Linked DNA regions of Mus musculus: region 1 is linked to region 2. A link is a loop called in an ENCODE intact Hi-C map of the cell type or tissue named here. Cell type or tissue: left cerebral cortex. All regions are shown on one strand. Links, peaks and the distances in the headings refer to the core of each region. The heading gives the core; the rest is flanking DNA. Region 1 has its middle 17 kb from the start of Gm31613. Region 2 has its middle 15 kb from the start of Gm25038.

Region 1 (8,338 bases), core at 72-8,071, 230 kb before region 2:
CACGTGACACTATAGAGACGACTGGGAAGCTCCAGTGTGTGTGTGTGTGTGTGTGTGTGTATACACATGTGTGTGTACATATATGTGTGTGTGTGTATGTGTGTGTGTGTATATATATATATATATGACAAAGACACCAGGGATCATGTGACACTATAGAGACGACTGGGAAGCTCCAGTGTGTGTGTGTGTGTGTGTGTGTGTGTGTGTACACATGTGTGTGTACATATATATGTGTGTGTGTGTGTGCATGACAAAGACACCAGGGATCACGTGACAAATGTCTCCAGCATATATAGAGATAGATATGTACCTTTTTTCTCGTGTGCCCAGTCATAATCCTGACATGGTACTAACTGATGGCCACATGCGTCAAGCCTGCAGCACTTCAGCGTCCCATGCTTTCTAAAACCAACATAACTTCAAATAACTCCCATACAAATCCCGAAGTTGGAACAATGAACTGTTGCATCCTTTTTATTCCTATCCCCAAAGGCTACCCCCCCCCTTTTTCTACGTATGTTTTTTTTTTTTTTTTTTTTTTTTTTTACCATTTGTCTTTCTCTCTTTGTGCCACTATTAGTCGTTCACTGAACCTTCTATTTTTAATCTTGGGCTACATGTGTGCATGTGGTCACACATATGAACATGTGCTCACTTATGTCCATGTGTGTAGAGAACCCGTGTTGGCATGTGTGTAGAAGCTAGAGTTTAACATTAGGCATCCTTGCTCTCTGTTCATGTTATATACTGAGACGGGATCTCTCCCTTGAACCTGAAGCCTGCCCTTCGAGCTAATGTAACTAGCCAGTATGTTCTCTGCCTCTGTCTCCCACATGCTGGAACTGTACGCAGGATGCCACGCCTGCCTGGCATTTACTTGGTTGCTTGGAATCTGAACTCCAATCCTCATAGGTGTGTGGCAAGCACTTTACCCACCGAGTCATTGCCCAGCTCCCTCTCAAATTCCAAAAAGAAAGCTTCAGATGCCATGTTCCCTCGCACAGTGTGTAGCGTGTAGCTCCCCAAAACAAAACAACTTCAGATTTTGCTAGAGTCCCAAACAGTCTTTCTTTCCTTTTGCCTCCAAGAGTGGAGCAAGAAACTGATTTGGGTTTTTTTTAGGTCTTTTCAGAGTAATCCTACCAAGAGCACATCTCTCATTCTCTGGAGTCTGCTATCGTTTGAAGCCAGAGCATCTCCTAGAGCCCCAAGGCCTAAAGGCAGAGTCATCCGCACTCAATCCTCGTAGGAGGTGATGGCACCTAGAGGAATATGACAATGAGCCCCATAGGGTCATATACAATGCCTGCCCGCCAGGGTGTAGATTCGGTCTCCTGGGAATGGAACCGTTTAAAGAGATAACAAAGATTAAAAGGTATGGCCCTGTTGGAAGAAGTGTCTCACTGGGGTTGGTGAGCTTTGAGGTTTCAAATGCCTATGCTAGTCCTAGTGTCTAGCCACCTATGGCTCAGGGTGTAGCTCTTAGCTACTTCTCCAGCACCATGCATGCCTGCTAACATGCTTCCTGCCATGATGCTAATGGATGAAGCCTCTGGAACTGCAAACAAGCCCCCCTCTTAATGCTTTCTTTTATAAGAGCTACCTTGGTCATGGTCTCTTCACAACAGATCAGTGACTAACAAAGGAGGCAGAGCCTAGTGGAGAGACGTTTTGCAACTGGAGGCATGCCTTTGAAAGATCAGACCCTCGGTCTAAATCCCTCTTTCTGACTCCTAGCCCTCATGAGGTGAGCAGGTTTCTCTGGTACAAGTTCCAAATGTTCAAAGCAACAGAGCTAAGCAAGCACTCACCTGTCGCTTACTATACAAATAGGCTGCATGTGTTTATGTTGGCCTCTGCACCCAACAAACAAATCACATATTTAAAGTGGATTTAAGTTGTCAATGAGGTTAATATTACTAAAGACCTGGAAACCACAGCTCAGGACACTACAACAACACAGGACACTACAGAGCACCTCTTGGTTTCCCTCCTAAGGACAGGGAAACCCTCTGAAGGGGAGCTACAGCCAGCTGCCACTGCCCAGCTCTGCCCAAGAGAGAGTATCAACTACAGGTTCTGAGCTGCAGAAGGTCAAGTTTTAAAATACAGTTTCTATTGAAAGAAGAGCAAAGTCGAGATCTCCTGCTAGCCTGAGAGCATGGGGGGTAGGGGGGCACACTTCTTTACCTGTAGGCTTGGCAGAGAAGTCTAACACCAAAACTCTCTGACCGTAAGCATATGTGAAAGGTCCACAGCAAATCGTTGTCCAACCCCTGTGTGACTCGGTTCTGATAGGAACGACAGCAACAGCAGAGTAAACATTGTGTCTCAATCGAACCAAGAATTCTGTCAAATGAGTTGGGTCTGCGGGAAAACAGAAAGTGTTTGCTTAGTGTCTTGAATTCTCTTAGTTTTATAATAAGAAATAATGAACAACTATCAAATGCTGAAACTCAAAGCAGTTGAGTGAAAGCTGTGTTGTTCTTGAAATGTTGGGAAAGAACTGGAAATGTTGCCTGTGATGGAGCCTCTTGGTACAGTTAACAATTTTCATTTCATTGAAAAGCTGAAACAAGTAATGTGGATTTAGCCCTGCAGTGGTGGCACATGCCTTTAATCCCAACACTTGGAACGCAGAGGCAGGCAGATTTCTGAGTTCGAGGCCAGCCTGATCTACAGAGTGAGTTCCAGGATAGCCAGGGCTACACAGAGAAACCCTGTCTCGAAACAAACAAACAAACAAACAAAAAGTAATTTGGTTTTACTTGTAACTTTTCATCACAAACTAATATTTTAACCCTGTACATGACTACTTTCATAAAAACTAGATTAGAGAACTGGAGAGACAGCTCAGCAGTTAAGAGATCAGAGGACCTGGGTTCAAGTCTCAGTGCCCACATGGCAGCTCACAACTGTCTGCAACTCCTGTTCCCGGGGATCTGAGACACACAGAGAGACATACCTGCAATCACATCACCAATGTGTATAAAATAAAATATATAAATAAGTTATTAAAAAAATGAAGATGGGTTTTTACAAAAAACAACTAGATTGGAGCAGGGCCCACTGGGGTGTGTTGCAGTCTAAACTACTCAGGAGGTCAACGTGGGAAGTAGTCGGAGACCAGCTTGGGAAACATAGCAACAATCTCATCGATAAAGAAAGAAAAACAGAAGGGAAGAGAGAAAATGAGTTCTTGAGACATCATAGTTATAATACAATCATCTTATCACATTGTATTTTAAGGAAATTCAATCTGTCTCTAATGAATCTGAGGACTTAATGAAAACACAATCACTCCAATTGTTTGAGGAGAAAGGCTTTCAGGGGCATAAATCCGGCCCCCGGATCTTAAGGAACGCGCTTGCAGGAGCTCCATCAGGCAACCCTGAGAGGTAGGTCTGATTGGCTCAACACTCCAGTGTGCACTGGGTCCAGTTGGTCCCCTGCTCTTCTCAGCAAACACTGGAGGGAGACGATGACATCATTGCTAGCACCGTGTTTTCAGTAATCTCTCCCTTATGCTCTGGGCTGTGTTCACAACAAAGAAAGCTTGACGTTGTTCCAGCTTCAAGGCTGCTGATTCTCAGGACCTAAAACAGTTGAGTAAAGTGAAAAGGAGGGGGATGGTGAGATGGCTTAGCGATTAAGAGCACTGACTGCTCTTCCGAAGGTCTTGAGTCAAATCCCAACAACCACATGGTAACTCACAACCACCTGTAATGAGACCTGATGCCCTCTTCTGGTGCATCTGAAGACAGCTACAGTGTACTTGTGTATTATAATAATAATAAATAAATCTTTTTTTTTAAATGATATATACTGATACACATGACATATGATATAAATATATGATATATGTATATATGTGTACATATATATACATATACAGTATATATATATATTTGGATATATAATATTTATATGTGTGCATACATGAACACTATAAATAACTACTTCTACAGGGTCAAATTAGGAAATGTGGAAGGAAAAGTAGGGGCTTTTCTCCCAACTAGAATACTTCTTCTTTTTTTTTTTTTTTTCTTTCTAATTTTGTAGTGCAATGAACCTATAGATGGAATTAAAATTTAAAGGTGATGTCATAAACTTTTCTTTCACATTCTTCTTCAGGTCTACCTGGGTAGCAAAGTCTCCTGAGGGGATCAGCATATGATATAATTTCAGCAAGGGGTTTTTATTTTTAGCTTAGGTGTGTGTGGGGGGGGGTACTTTTAAAACACCATATGCCCACATTCTCTCAATTTGTAAACTAAAAACTTTTCCTGTAACAGAAAATGTTGATAGAAATATTAAATCCAACCCTCACTGGCCTGGCTCGTCGTGCACAGGACACTTTATGTTGCTCTTGTTAATGAGACAGGAAAAGGCAGGCAGAGTCTGTGATTGCAAATTCTTTACTCTTGCTAAGACTAAGGAGATGAGAGCAAAAAAAACCAATGCCTGAGAAGTGTGTATTCTGAAGTGAGTTATTATGCACCGGGATTTTCAAAGCCATGAACACAGTAGGCCTTGAGTTTCCTTAGTTTTTTTTAAAAATATATAATACACATTATTGGGCAAACTGACAAAGGAAATATAAAAATGAAAGGGGAAGGATCCATACTCAACCTCCTCGTTCATTGCTATGTTCTGTCGCTTCTGCCCAGAGGATAGCAGACTTTTCTGAAGGTTCTGTTTGATTTTCAGAAATTTTAAATAGCATGTTCTAATTGGATAGAAAGATATATTCATAGCAGCTTTTTTTTCATAATAACCAGAAACTGGAAACAACCCAGATCTCCCTCAATGGAAGAATGGATAAAGAGAATGTGGTACATCTATACAATGGAATACTGCTCAGCTATTAAAGACAAGGACATCATGAAATTGGCAGGCAAATGGATGGAACTAGAAAATATCATCTTGAGCGAGGTAACCCAGTCCCGAAAGGACATGCATGGTATGTAGTAAGTGGATATTAGCCAGAAAGTACAAGGTAACCACACTAAGATACAGAATCCAAAAATGCTAAATAACAAGGAGGGCCCAATGGAGTCTGCTTGAATCTCACTTGGAAAGGGAAATAAAACCGTTATCGGTGGTTGATGGAGGAAAAGAACCGTGTGGGAGAGGGGATGGAGAAGGGAATTGGGATAAGGTATAGGGAGAGCCAGGGAGAGAGGGCCAAGAGTCAATGGAAATTGGCATATTGGGGGGGGGTGGATCTCTAAGACATGCAGAGATCTGGATGGGTGGGCCGCTATGGGGAATCTATGAGGACAACTCTAGCTGAGACTCCTAGCATTAGGTGACTTGAGCCTGAAGTGGCCACCACTTGTATCCAGGCAAGACTTCTAGTAGCGAGATAAAGACACCAACCAACCCACCCACAAAACCTTTGATCCAAAATGTGTCCTACCTACAGGGACAAAGATGGAGCAGAGACTAAGAAAATCACCATCCAATGACCGGCCCGACTTGAGACCCAGCCCATGGGCAAGATCCAATCCCTGACACTATTATGCTTGCAAACAGGAGCCTATCATAACTCTTCTCTGAGAGGATCTATCCAGCAGCTGACTGAAACAGAAGCAGAGATCCACACCCAAACATTGGAGATTGCTGAGGGAATCTTATAGAAGACCTGGGGGAAGGATTGAGGGACCTGGTTGTGATAAAGACTCCACAGGAAGATTAACAGGGACAGGTGACCTGGACACTTTGGGGGCTCCCAGAGATTAAGTCACCAACCAAAAAGCATACATGGGCCGAACATAAGTCACCTGCACATATGTAGCTTGGTCTTCATGTGGATTCCCAATAACTGAGTGGGGGCTGTCCCTGAATCTGTTTCCTGTCTGTAGATCCTGTTCCCCTAAATGGGCTGCTGCCTTGTCTGGCCTCAGTGGGAGAGGTCCGACAGTGACTTGATATGCCAGAGTTGGGGAATACCCAGAGAGGCCTCCACCCTCTCAGAGGAAAAGGGAATGGGAGGATGGGGGCTTGCGAGCAGGGTACTCAGAGGAGAGGGATGTAAAATTAGTTACTTACTTACTTAGTTAGTTAGTTAGTTAGTTAGTTAGTGGAGAAACACACTAAGAAAAAATGGTATGAAGTAGATGTCACTATAATTGACAGATTCACATCATGGATTTATCTGTCTCAGAGCGTGGGGGTGTGGGTTAGGGTTGTTGGTTGTTTTGTTTTGTTTTTCAACTCCCATCAACAGATGCTATCAGATATTCTATCCAGGGAGCTGAATGAGATGAGAACAAAAATGTGTCCTGATAAATCCCTTTCTGTGTAACTCAACATATGTGCTCTTAAAAATGGATTCCCCTCTCATTTTTAATTACTTTGAGAGTTGAAGGGTGTAATTTCATCATATTCATCCCTCCCGTAATTCCTCTCAAATACATTTCCACCCTTCCCACCTAACATTGTGTTTGCTCTCCCTCTCCCCCTCTCCCTCCCTCTCCCCCTCTCCCTCCCTCTCCACCTCTCCCTCCCTCTCCTGCTCTCCCTCCCTCTCCCTCTCCCCCTCTCCCTCCCTCTCCCCCTCTCCCTCCCTCTCCCCTCTCCCTCTCCCTCCCTCTCCCGCTCTCCCTCCCTCTCCCTCTCTCCCTCTCCCTCTCTCTCTCTCTCTCTCTCTCTCTCTCTCTCTCTCTCTCTCTCTCTCTCTCTTTCTGTTTTAAACCCATAGAGTACAGCTGTACTGTCCAAATCCTGTAGGATATATAACTCTCCATTGAAACATAGGTAATCTACCAATGGCTTCACCCTTAAAGAAAACCAACTCTCTCCTATCAGTTATCAATCGCCAACAGCTCTTTAGCTAGGGTGGACTTCATGTCTGCATCTCCTCTCCGTGCTGGTTTGAGCTTGTACCAGTCTTTTGCATGCTGTCACAACCACTGTGTGATCAGATGTAAATGCTTTGCTGTGTTTGGAAAAAAACAACAACAACAACAACACGTTTTCCTTATAGTTTACTGCTGCTGGCTCTCACGTGTCTTCTCTACCATAATTCTGAACCTTGATAGGAGGGATATGAGAAACCACTGAGGACCAAACATTCCCCGGTCTTTTATTTTCTGAACATTTACCACTTGTAGGTCTTTGATTAATTGCCCGTCTACTGCAAGAAGAGGTTTCTCTAAGAAAGACTAAGAAACACACTCATCTATGGATATGATGATGAGTCACTGTGATTGTTTTAATACCATATGTGATGGCTACTCCTGGATGTCAACATAAATACATCTGGAATGAACTACAATCCAGAATTGGAGGGTTCACCTGTGATCCGGATCATGAACCTGAAAGACAAAGGCTTCTGACCCAGGCCATGACATGGAGATCTTGAGGCATCGTAGCCATGAAAAGCTGAGGCCCAGGCAAGGTAGTATACACCTTTAATTCCAGGAGATTGAGGCAAGCAGATATCTTATCTTAAGGTCAGCCTGGGACAAAGCACGTTCCAGATCCAGGCACGGTGGTACACACCTTTAATCTGAGCCACACCTTCTGCTGCAGGCCTACATAAGGACATTGGTGGAAGGCTCACTCACTCTTCTTTGCCTGCTTGCACTTACTTGCCCAGCACATCTGTCAGAACCTACGTCTTCAGGATTCCAGCTTATACAGAATAGCAGCTGAAACAACTACCTTGCAGGACAATAGCAACTACTAGATTTTTGGACTTTCCATTCACAGCTGGCCATTGTTGAGTTAGTTGGACTATAGACTTAACAGTTAAGTCATTACAATAAATTCCCATAACATATCGAACATTCTGTAAGTTGTGTGTCTCTGGAGAACCCTGACTAATACATTATACCTTTTTTCACAGTAATAGTTTAGGTTTTCTACTCGAGCCTATGACCTGTCAACCCATGGGTTCTTAGCTTTGATAATCATGTCAGGTATGGATTTCAACTTGTGAACCAGTCATATATCCAATTAGAAAGTAATTGGTTACTCTCATATTTATACCACTATTATACTGGTGAGCATTCCCTGCCAGGCTTCTTGTTATCAGAGTCACATCTGGGTAAAATCAATGACTACTTTTTTTTCCTTTGGTAGCATGTGCAAGCAATTTCTAGCACCAGGAAGGTTTGGCAGTAGGTACCGAACTTATAGGTCGGTACCAGCGTGATCTCTCCATGTTCTGGGACTCAAGTGTGTGGTGTCTTCAGTAATAGTATCTTGCCATCAAGTTCTGCAGTATCTTATAATGTGTGGGGAGTATATGGGACCTCACTGATCAAGAGGTACCCCATTTCTGGTACTGAACACTTATTTGTTACCTATAGGTTCAGTTAGGGGC
Region 2 (8,338 bases), core at 103-8,102:
CAGAGTGAGAATCTGCAGTGACTGCTCTGCAAATGTCACTAGGTGTGGACCACACTGGGATGCTCTAACCACTGGAGCTCTGCATGGCTATCTGTCATCAGTGCTACACGGAAGTGATAGCAAAGACACATCCCAGGCTGTATCATTGAGCAAACAGGAATTTGACACCATCGGGTATTCCAAATACTTGGACCTTTCATTTGAAACCTCGAGGAGCATCTTCCTGGAGGAATCTCAGTGAAGAGACAGGTGCATGAGGAGGGCCAACACACATTCTGTCTGGACAATTGACCCAGGCAGGGGTTTGCTTATGTGGCTTCTGCAAAAATAGAGACACCTAACTTCTCATATTGCATAACTTAAGCCCATAGATTTTCCCAATTAAAATTCCTCTAAATGCTATGTAGTAAGTTTGATTTTGATTTTAAAAATACCGACATTTTTTGAGATATACAATTTATTATTTAAAAGACATACCATATAATCTAGAAATCCTTCTCCCTCTCTCTCTCTCTCTCTCTCTCCCTCTCTCTCTCTCTCTCTCTCTCTCTCTCTCTCTCTCTCTCTCTCCCTCCCTCCCTCTGTGTGTGTGTGTGTGTGTGTGTGTACATTCTGAAAAATAACTTTGAATACTGTCTATTCAGTTCTTAAAATATTAATTCCATTAGCACATTTCATATGCCAATGCATCCCTTGGCTATAAATTAGAGTTCCTTTGTGCACAGAAAGTTCCCTTTGTTGACATGTTACAATACAGTTGTGAAAATTGAAGCAGATAGTAAAGACAAAAGAAATGTCAAGGAAAATACTTCAAGCTTCAGCATTCAAATGTACCTCTCTCTCTCTCTCTCTCTCTTTTTGTTTTTTTTTTTTTTGCATTAAACTGTGCCTTATGATCACCTAATCTTTGTACATGTTACCAATAACTGTGCTGCAAATTGAGTGCGTGACAATGAGGCTTTCTAACATTTAAGGAAACACTCCAAAGGGATTTCCTGTCTTGGTTCATGAGGCATTGTGGATCCATTTTGAGATTTTTCCTTTCTAAAGATAAGCAGCCCCTCACTTAAGAGTTTACTTGCTATATTTTTGTTTATTTGTTTGGGAACAGGAAGAAACACAGTACCGTTGATATTTGGAAAGAGCAGAAAAACATTGCAGAGAGACGTTGTCATAGGAACTGTACTAGAAGATCAGGTACCCGAGGATAGAATGCACCATCTAAAAAGGGGAAGTCGGATTTTGAATTGCTCTATCAGTTGCACAATGTAAGTCCTTACGAGCTTTCCCATGGGATTTGTGCTCAGCCATCTCAGGGGGGCAGTTGGGATACTATTATTCTGGAGCTAATGGTTTATAGTCCATGGGATTAAATAAAGTAGATAGGGCACATAAACCAAAGGTTAAATGCCTAAGATATATATTACTAATATATGTATACACTACATCTACTATATAATGTAATACTATAATAGTTCCTGAGAAAGGCTAATCATAATAAAACTGATAACGTGTGTATGAATTGGCCCATAGAGTGTTCTCTAGAGAGGAGAGTGATTCCCAATGTACAGATGTGTTAGTAAGGTCACATGGTAAGAGGTGAGGATTTTTGTTTACAGTTTCAGAAGGTTCAGTCCTCCCACTAGGTCCCATTTCTAAATATACACTTGTGCAGTGGAAGCATATGGGTAAGCGACACTGTTCACTTTATAGCAGACAGGAAATAGAGAGCAGAAGGGGTTGATGATAATCTACAACCTTCAGAGACATATCCCCACTGACATTCCTCCACCTAGGTTCGAATCCCTGAAGTTTATATAGCTTCTCAAAACACTGTCACTAACTGAGGATGAAGGGTTCAAAATATGAGTCTCTTAGGGAATTCAACCAGCAATGGGAAGTGATTAGGATCATATGGTCAGGCCTTGTCAGTGTGATTATTGTCTTTGCAAGAAGATAGTCATCGAGGAGAGACCATGTAAAAGGAATGGAGTAAACCAGTGTTGGGACTAAGAACCCGCCATCCCAGGGCTAACCACCCGCCATCCCAGGGCTAAGAACCTGCCATCCCAGGGCTAAGAACCCACCATCCCAGGGCTAAGAACCCGCCATCCTAGGGCTAAGAATCTGCCATCCCAGGGCTAAGAACCCGCCATCCCAGGGCTAAGAACCTGCCATCCCAGGGCTAAGAACCCACCATCCCGGGCTAAGAACCCACCATCCTAGGGCTAAGAACCCGCCATCCCAGGGCTAAGAACCCACCATCCCAGGCTAAGAACCTGCCATCCCAGGGCTAAGAACCCACCATCCCAGGCTAAGAACCTGCCATCCCAGGGCTAAGAACCCACCATCCCAGGCTAAGAACCTGCCATCCCAGGGTCTGTGAAGCAATGTCTCTAGGATCCTTTCCTACCTTTCTGGTCATTCCCTTTCTTCCTCCAAGGCAAGTCATAAGAACCAGAATTATCCTCTGGGGTGGGGGGAGGCCTGTCCGAGAGGTAGGAACTCCTCCCCATGAAAACAAGTCACAATACCTTAAAAAGCCACTCTCTGACCTTGCCCCTTCTCTCCAAAGATCTTTATGTCCTAAAGGCATCCTATCCTAGGTCTGGAAGAAGGACTGATGTACCAAGTAGCAGAAAGAGTTGGAACCCATGGAGCTTGCTAAGTTTCCCTCAGAGCTGATCACTATTCCCTTAGAGTATAATCACATTTTGACACAGGTGCCCACGCCTCATCAAGCCTTTGGGTTTTCTTTTCTGTTGGTCCTTTGTCATAGAATTCTGATGAAATAAAGAATAGGTTTTTTTTTCTTTTATAAACTTGTTATATTTAGGATTCCTATAACAAGGACAATGACCTCAAGGGAAAAAGACCTCTCCTGGCTCCCAGTCTTGAAGGTTTCAGTGTGCGGTCTGCTGGCTCCCTTTATTTTAGGGGGCCACGACATCATGACCGCAGTGAGAGCACAGCAACACTGCCTGCCTCACCATCATGAGGCAAAAACAAAGGGGCCAGGGGCCAGACACCTTTTCAAAAGCACAAGCTCACTGGACCCTACTTCTAAAGAGTTATCCATTTCAAGTAGAGCTATCTGGGGATCCAACATTTAAGACAGGTCTTTGGGGGGGACATTCAAGATAGAAACTCTAGTTAAGGTCGTTAGGGGTGTCAGCCATCATTCTTGTAGCATGTAGTCAATGGTTTAATGCATATAAGCCAAGGAAAGAGAGGAAGGGGTGAGGGAAGGAGAGGAGGAAGGGAGGGAGGGAAAGAGACAAACAAACACTAGACAGACATGTGTGTGTGTGTGTGTGTGTGTGTGTGTGTGTGTGTGTGTGTTCTGTCTAAATTCCATCCCCACAGTTCCTGGCAGCAGCCAGGTATGCTCCTCCCCTCAGTTACCTGGCAACAGCCAGGTAGGCTTGGCTCACTATAAAAGGAGCTGCTTGGCCCCTCCTCTCTCTCTTACTCTCTTGTCTCCTGTACTCCTGCTTCCCACTTGCCCCCTCTCTCCACATGGTCATGGCCAGACTCTACTTCTTTGTTCTCTCCTTCTCTCTGCCTTTCTCTGCCTCTGCTACCCTCTTAACTCCCCTCCCCATGCTCCGAATAAACTCTATTCTATACTATACCTTGGCATGGGCCCGCTGGGGCACCCGCTTCCCACACACTCCGCCAGAACATATTCTTATAGCTCTTTCTCTTTTTTATGATCACAACACACATGTGAGAGAGAGAGAGAGAGAGAGAGAGAGAGAGAGAGAGAGAGAGAGAGAGAGAGAGAGAGAGAGCGCAACTCTTTTGACTCCTGGATCTTGGACTTTTACCCCTACAACTAACTGAGAAGAGCTACATTTGTTGTTTTTTATTCCTCTCAGGCTGGATTACTTTGTGAGGGGAGCCCTGTCCACGCTGCAGTGTATGTGTTTGACTGATGCATACACTGCAGCGCTAACCATTAGACCTATATTCAAACTGTGGTGCCTGCTTCTTCCTTGGCCTTTCTTCTCTTGGATGACTTCAGAGCTGTTAAGCACTGGGATGAACGATGAGAACCTACTGGGCAAGATAGCATTGGTCCACCTTGAGGTGGCTGTGACCCAGGGACATTTTCAGTGACCCTGTTTCCTGTGTGTTCTGGGACCTGCCTCCAACCTGTGCAACTCACCTAGGAAAGAGTGGCTTTCCCCAGGTTAGCCCCACACACTAGGAAAGAGTGGCTTTCCCCAGGTTAGCCCCACACACTAGGAAAGAGTGGCTTACCCCAGGTTAGCCACACACACTGTTCATATCTGGGCACAAGTTCTCACAGGGCTGCAAGAGTACCGATTGTTTTATATGTCTATTTATACTTTCACCACACCCACAGTAAAAAGCAGAATTCAAAGGCACTGGCATTGTGGACATAAATTATTCATTTTTAGCAACCCCAACACCTAGTACTCATGTCTGAATTTCTTGAATGAATATATTTATGACATCAAACCATATAAGATATATAATGTGCTTAAAATAAATTCAAACCAATTATAAATACAACGCCAGTGACCATGAAACAGAAAGTGTAAAAACTGTTGCAAAATGTGCTAGAATTATTTAAAAAGAGTCTAGAGTAACTCTGGGAATAGTACGTGGATCATTGAAGGGAAGGAAACAGGAGAAAGGTAGAAACAGGAGGGGCGAGGCTACACAAAAGAAAGGAAAAAGAGGAGGAATGGAGGAATTGTACCGGAGGAAAAGAAAAGGGAGCTAGAGGGCTAGGATTTAAAGAACAGGGGAAAAGATTCCCCAGTAATAAAAGGTACAAAAATGAAGCAGATTCAAGCCCAGGAGTCCCAGAACCAGTGGAAAGCCAGCTCTGGCAAGTTGTCCTCCGACCTCCACACACAGGCAAGCCTTGCGTGGTGGATGTTGGGATGGTTTTCTTACCCTCCCCAGATCCTATAGATCATGTCCTCTCTAGCTGGGGGACAGTGTCTTTCAGATGCCTTGGGTGTGTGGGGAGCATCCACAAGCTGAGGTCTGCTCAGGTGTAGCACCTGCCTTTGACCTTTGGCTGCCTGAGTCCTCATGATCCCACGGAGGGAATGCAGCTGTGGACAGCAAAGGGTGCTCTTTGTGTTCTCCCGACACAGTAAAAGGGAGACAGGTGCTTCACAGCCTGACCTACCTGCTAACCCAAGGCTCCCAGCCATAACTCCACGGTTACTATCAACTGATGAGATCTGCCCTTGGCTACTGATCACAGAGCTATCTTTTTCTAAGAACTCCCCTGCCTGAGCTGTGCCTCCTGTTAATTGCACCTTTTGGCTTGTTAACGCTGGCTCTCTCCCACTCTCCACAATTGCCTCCCTGGACCTTCCTTCACCCTCGGGCAGTGGCAGGCCAGATGAAATCTTCTTGACCAATGGTCATTCTTTGTTCTCAGGCCTCCCACACGGCTCAGCTTTTAACAATAGGCTGTGTCTCAATGTGGCCCTCTTCTGCTGTCTATGTTACACTGAGTGTTAAAAATGGCTTTCTTTGTGCGACTCCTCCTTCTGATAGAGGATTATTGCCTCAGTGAAGCCTCCAGCTGGAATCCAGGTGAGGGTGTGGGCTTGTCTCGAGGGTAGGACTGTTGTGCCTGGATTCCCTTAGGAAATAACTTGTGTCATCCCTCCCCCCTACCCCCACCGCCACACACACACTCTGCCCCCTGTATTCATCTCTTTTCTATTGTTGTGATAAAACACCATGACCAAAGTAGCTTAAAAAAAAAAAAAAAAAAAGAAAAGAAAAGAAAAGAAAGAAAAAAGAAAAAAAAAAAGAGTTTATTTGGAGCTTACAGTTCCAGGAGCTTAGAGTCCAGGATTGCAAAACAGAGATAGAACCAGGCAGGCAGCTGGAACAAGAGCTGGCAGCTTAAGATGAACTCACATCTTAAATGACAGAACAGGAAGCAGAGAGGGCTAGCTTGAAAAGGTGGGAGTTCTTTAGAAACCTCCAGTGACATACTTCCTCCAGTGAGGCCTTAATCCCCCTCAAACACCCACCAACTAGGGACCAAGTATTCAAATGTCCAAGATGATGGGAGACTTCTCACTCAAACCACCACACCCTTCCAGGGGCAGCCGCTGGCTTTGGCTTATTTCTTACAAGTCTATCACTCATCTGTCACCTTGTGTTGGAGTTGGTAGGTGGTTGTGAGTGGGTCAACATGAGAGGTGGGATCCAAATTCTGGTCCATGAGAGAGGAGCAACCATTCTTAACGGTAAAGCCTTCTCTCTAGTCCCACCTCTCCTTCTGGAATAGAGCTCATGTTTTCATATTCTGACTCTCTTTTTCATCAGATCTCACGGAAAAAAAATAATTTAACTTGCCGTTTTCCCCCAGAACATCACCTTCACTCCAGCTACCTCAATTACAAGGTCGCGAAACATGTGGGTCTCATTTTGTAAGGGAGAACCCCAATATGACGGACACTGAGTTGCCTAGGCAAATGGCCATCATGACGCCCATCCTGCTTTTACTGAGAGGAGCATGGGCAACTGGGAGGTGGGGAGTAGAGAGAAGGCATGCTGTGTAAGCACTGTCAGACACCGCCCCTGGAAAATAAGCCTTCTCCCTCCAAAGATGCTCAGGATGCCTGCAAGTCCGGTTAGTTCCTTGTGGGCTTGGGTTTTTGTTTTTGTTTTGTTTTGTTTTTGTTTTGTAATGAGCTGTGAACTTTGCTGTTCTCTGGCTTTTGGGGTGCAGTGGAATGGAAATGAATTTAGAGTGTTATGAACAACACCTATCTCGCATCTGACCTACAAAAATACCAGGCATTTCTCATCTACTTAGTCTAGGGACTTGGTTGGTAAGGAATAATAATTGTCCTTTCTTATCCATGAGCACAGAACCTCTGGATTCATCCACACATGGGTGAAAACTTCTGAATGCACACAGGTTTATTTTTCCTTAGCACTCGGTAGACAATTAGTTAAAACAATTATTGACTTAGGGTACATGTTACATTAGGAGCTAAAGCTGGCCCAAGTGGTGCACACATCTCAATGTGTGGGAAGCTGAAGCAGGAAGATGAGGAGTTCAAAGCCGGCCTGGGCTACCTAGGGAGCTCATATCTCAACAAGCCCAGAAAACCATTGTATTGTTATTAGATTGTTAATTATAATAAATTATATATTAGTTGATTTATTAAGGACAAGTGTTCAGAGTTTGTAGTCAAACAACAAGCCATTTTATTAAGAAACTTGGACATATGCTGATTTTACTCTCTGTAGAAGTCTTGGGACCAGTCCTTTCCCAATACTGTATAGTTTTCAGCCTTTGGTCTGAGTTTCCCAGAGGTTCAATGCAAGAATGCTCACCTGCTCCTGGGCCTCCAGCTACTGCCGGTTTTAGATGCTAGGCAGCAGATGAAGCATGCTGCCTCTCCAGCTATGCATTACTTAAGGCAGTCGGCCTTCAACGGTTTACTGTTCGTAGGATGATGGCCAACACCCCACAGATTTGTGTCAATGCCACTAAAGAAGCAGAATCAGGCCCTTCAAAGAAGCAGAGTGACCTTCTGCTAGACTTTGTAGTTACTGAGAAACGCACAGGACTGAAGGTTAGATCCAGCTAAGGTCCAGGTCCTTAGCTATAATTCCGAGAGGCAGGAAGACAAGGAAGTACAGAAAACAATGCACTGAGGCGAGACAGCCTGGTGTCTGCGAACAGAAGCTTTCATGCCAAACACCTACATTTCCTATTCTCTAAAGACATTGAAATTCATGTGACTGAATTTTGAAAAAAAAAAACTGTAAATTCCTTGTGTTTGATCTTGTCTGGGTAGACAGGAGATTGTTGGTTTGCAGGTAGGGAAGTCCTTACCACAGAGTGCTAAAAAGCCAACAGCATTCCTACTTCAAAAGGGTCCCGGTAAACAAGTTAGGTCAGATGATACATTTCTGATCTTAAAACATAATGTAAAAGTGTGTGTCCATAAAAAGATATCTGTACTATTTATCCTTTGCTAAATCCAACGTAGGGTCATGTTTCTTTTTTTAAAGTTATGCTTAAAAATAAAGAGATAAAAAAGCCCATGATTATTTCCAAAAGCAAACAGAAGAGAATGAAACAAACAAACAAACAAACAAACAAAAACAAAACAAAACCTCGCGAGTGTGCATGTGCTGTGTTTGTTTCTATTTTTCATGCTCCTAGGGGCTGAACTCATGGTCTCATGACAAGGTCAACACTTGATATGTGGAAGACCTGTGGAAGAGAATAAGCGCCTGGAGGAAATAGGATGATAAATGTACCCAGTTTGGTTCCATTTTCAATATTCCAGCGCTCTTCAGGTTACCA

The links. Hi-C counts contacts between places; a loop is a spot of excess contacts. Peaks named below come from ENCODE experiments on the same cell type or tissue, not always from the same donor. Only the 100,000 strongest peaks of a DNase experiment are listed, where the experiment ranks them.
Region 1: a loop joins it to region 2, with 3 times the contacts of the local background. A loop is called at or near these places in 3 of 42 quality-filtered maps.

What each region holds. Positions count from the first base shown.
Region 1 is chr16:78,201,030-78,209,367 of GRCm38, forward strand. No RefSeq gene overlaps it. Among named protein-coding and RNA genes, the nearest start is that of Gm31613, 17 kb to the right of the region's middle. In left cerebral cortex, for the core only: a CTCF peak has its summit at 3,734 (motif pointing left); no DNase peak of the experiment used is centred there.
Region 2 is chr16:78,434,691-78,443,028 of GRCm38, forward strand. No RefSeq gene overlaps it. Among named protein-coding and RNA genes, the nearest start is that of Gm25038, 15 kb to the left of the region's middle. In left cerebral cortex, for the core only: no CTCF peak of the experiment used is centred there; a DNase peak (open chromatin) is centred at 4,383; H3K27ac peaks cover 7 bases.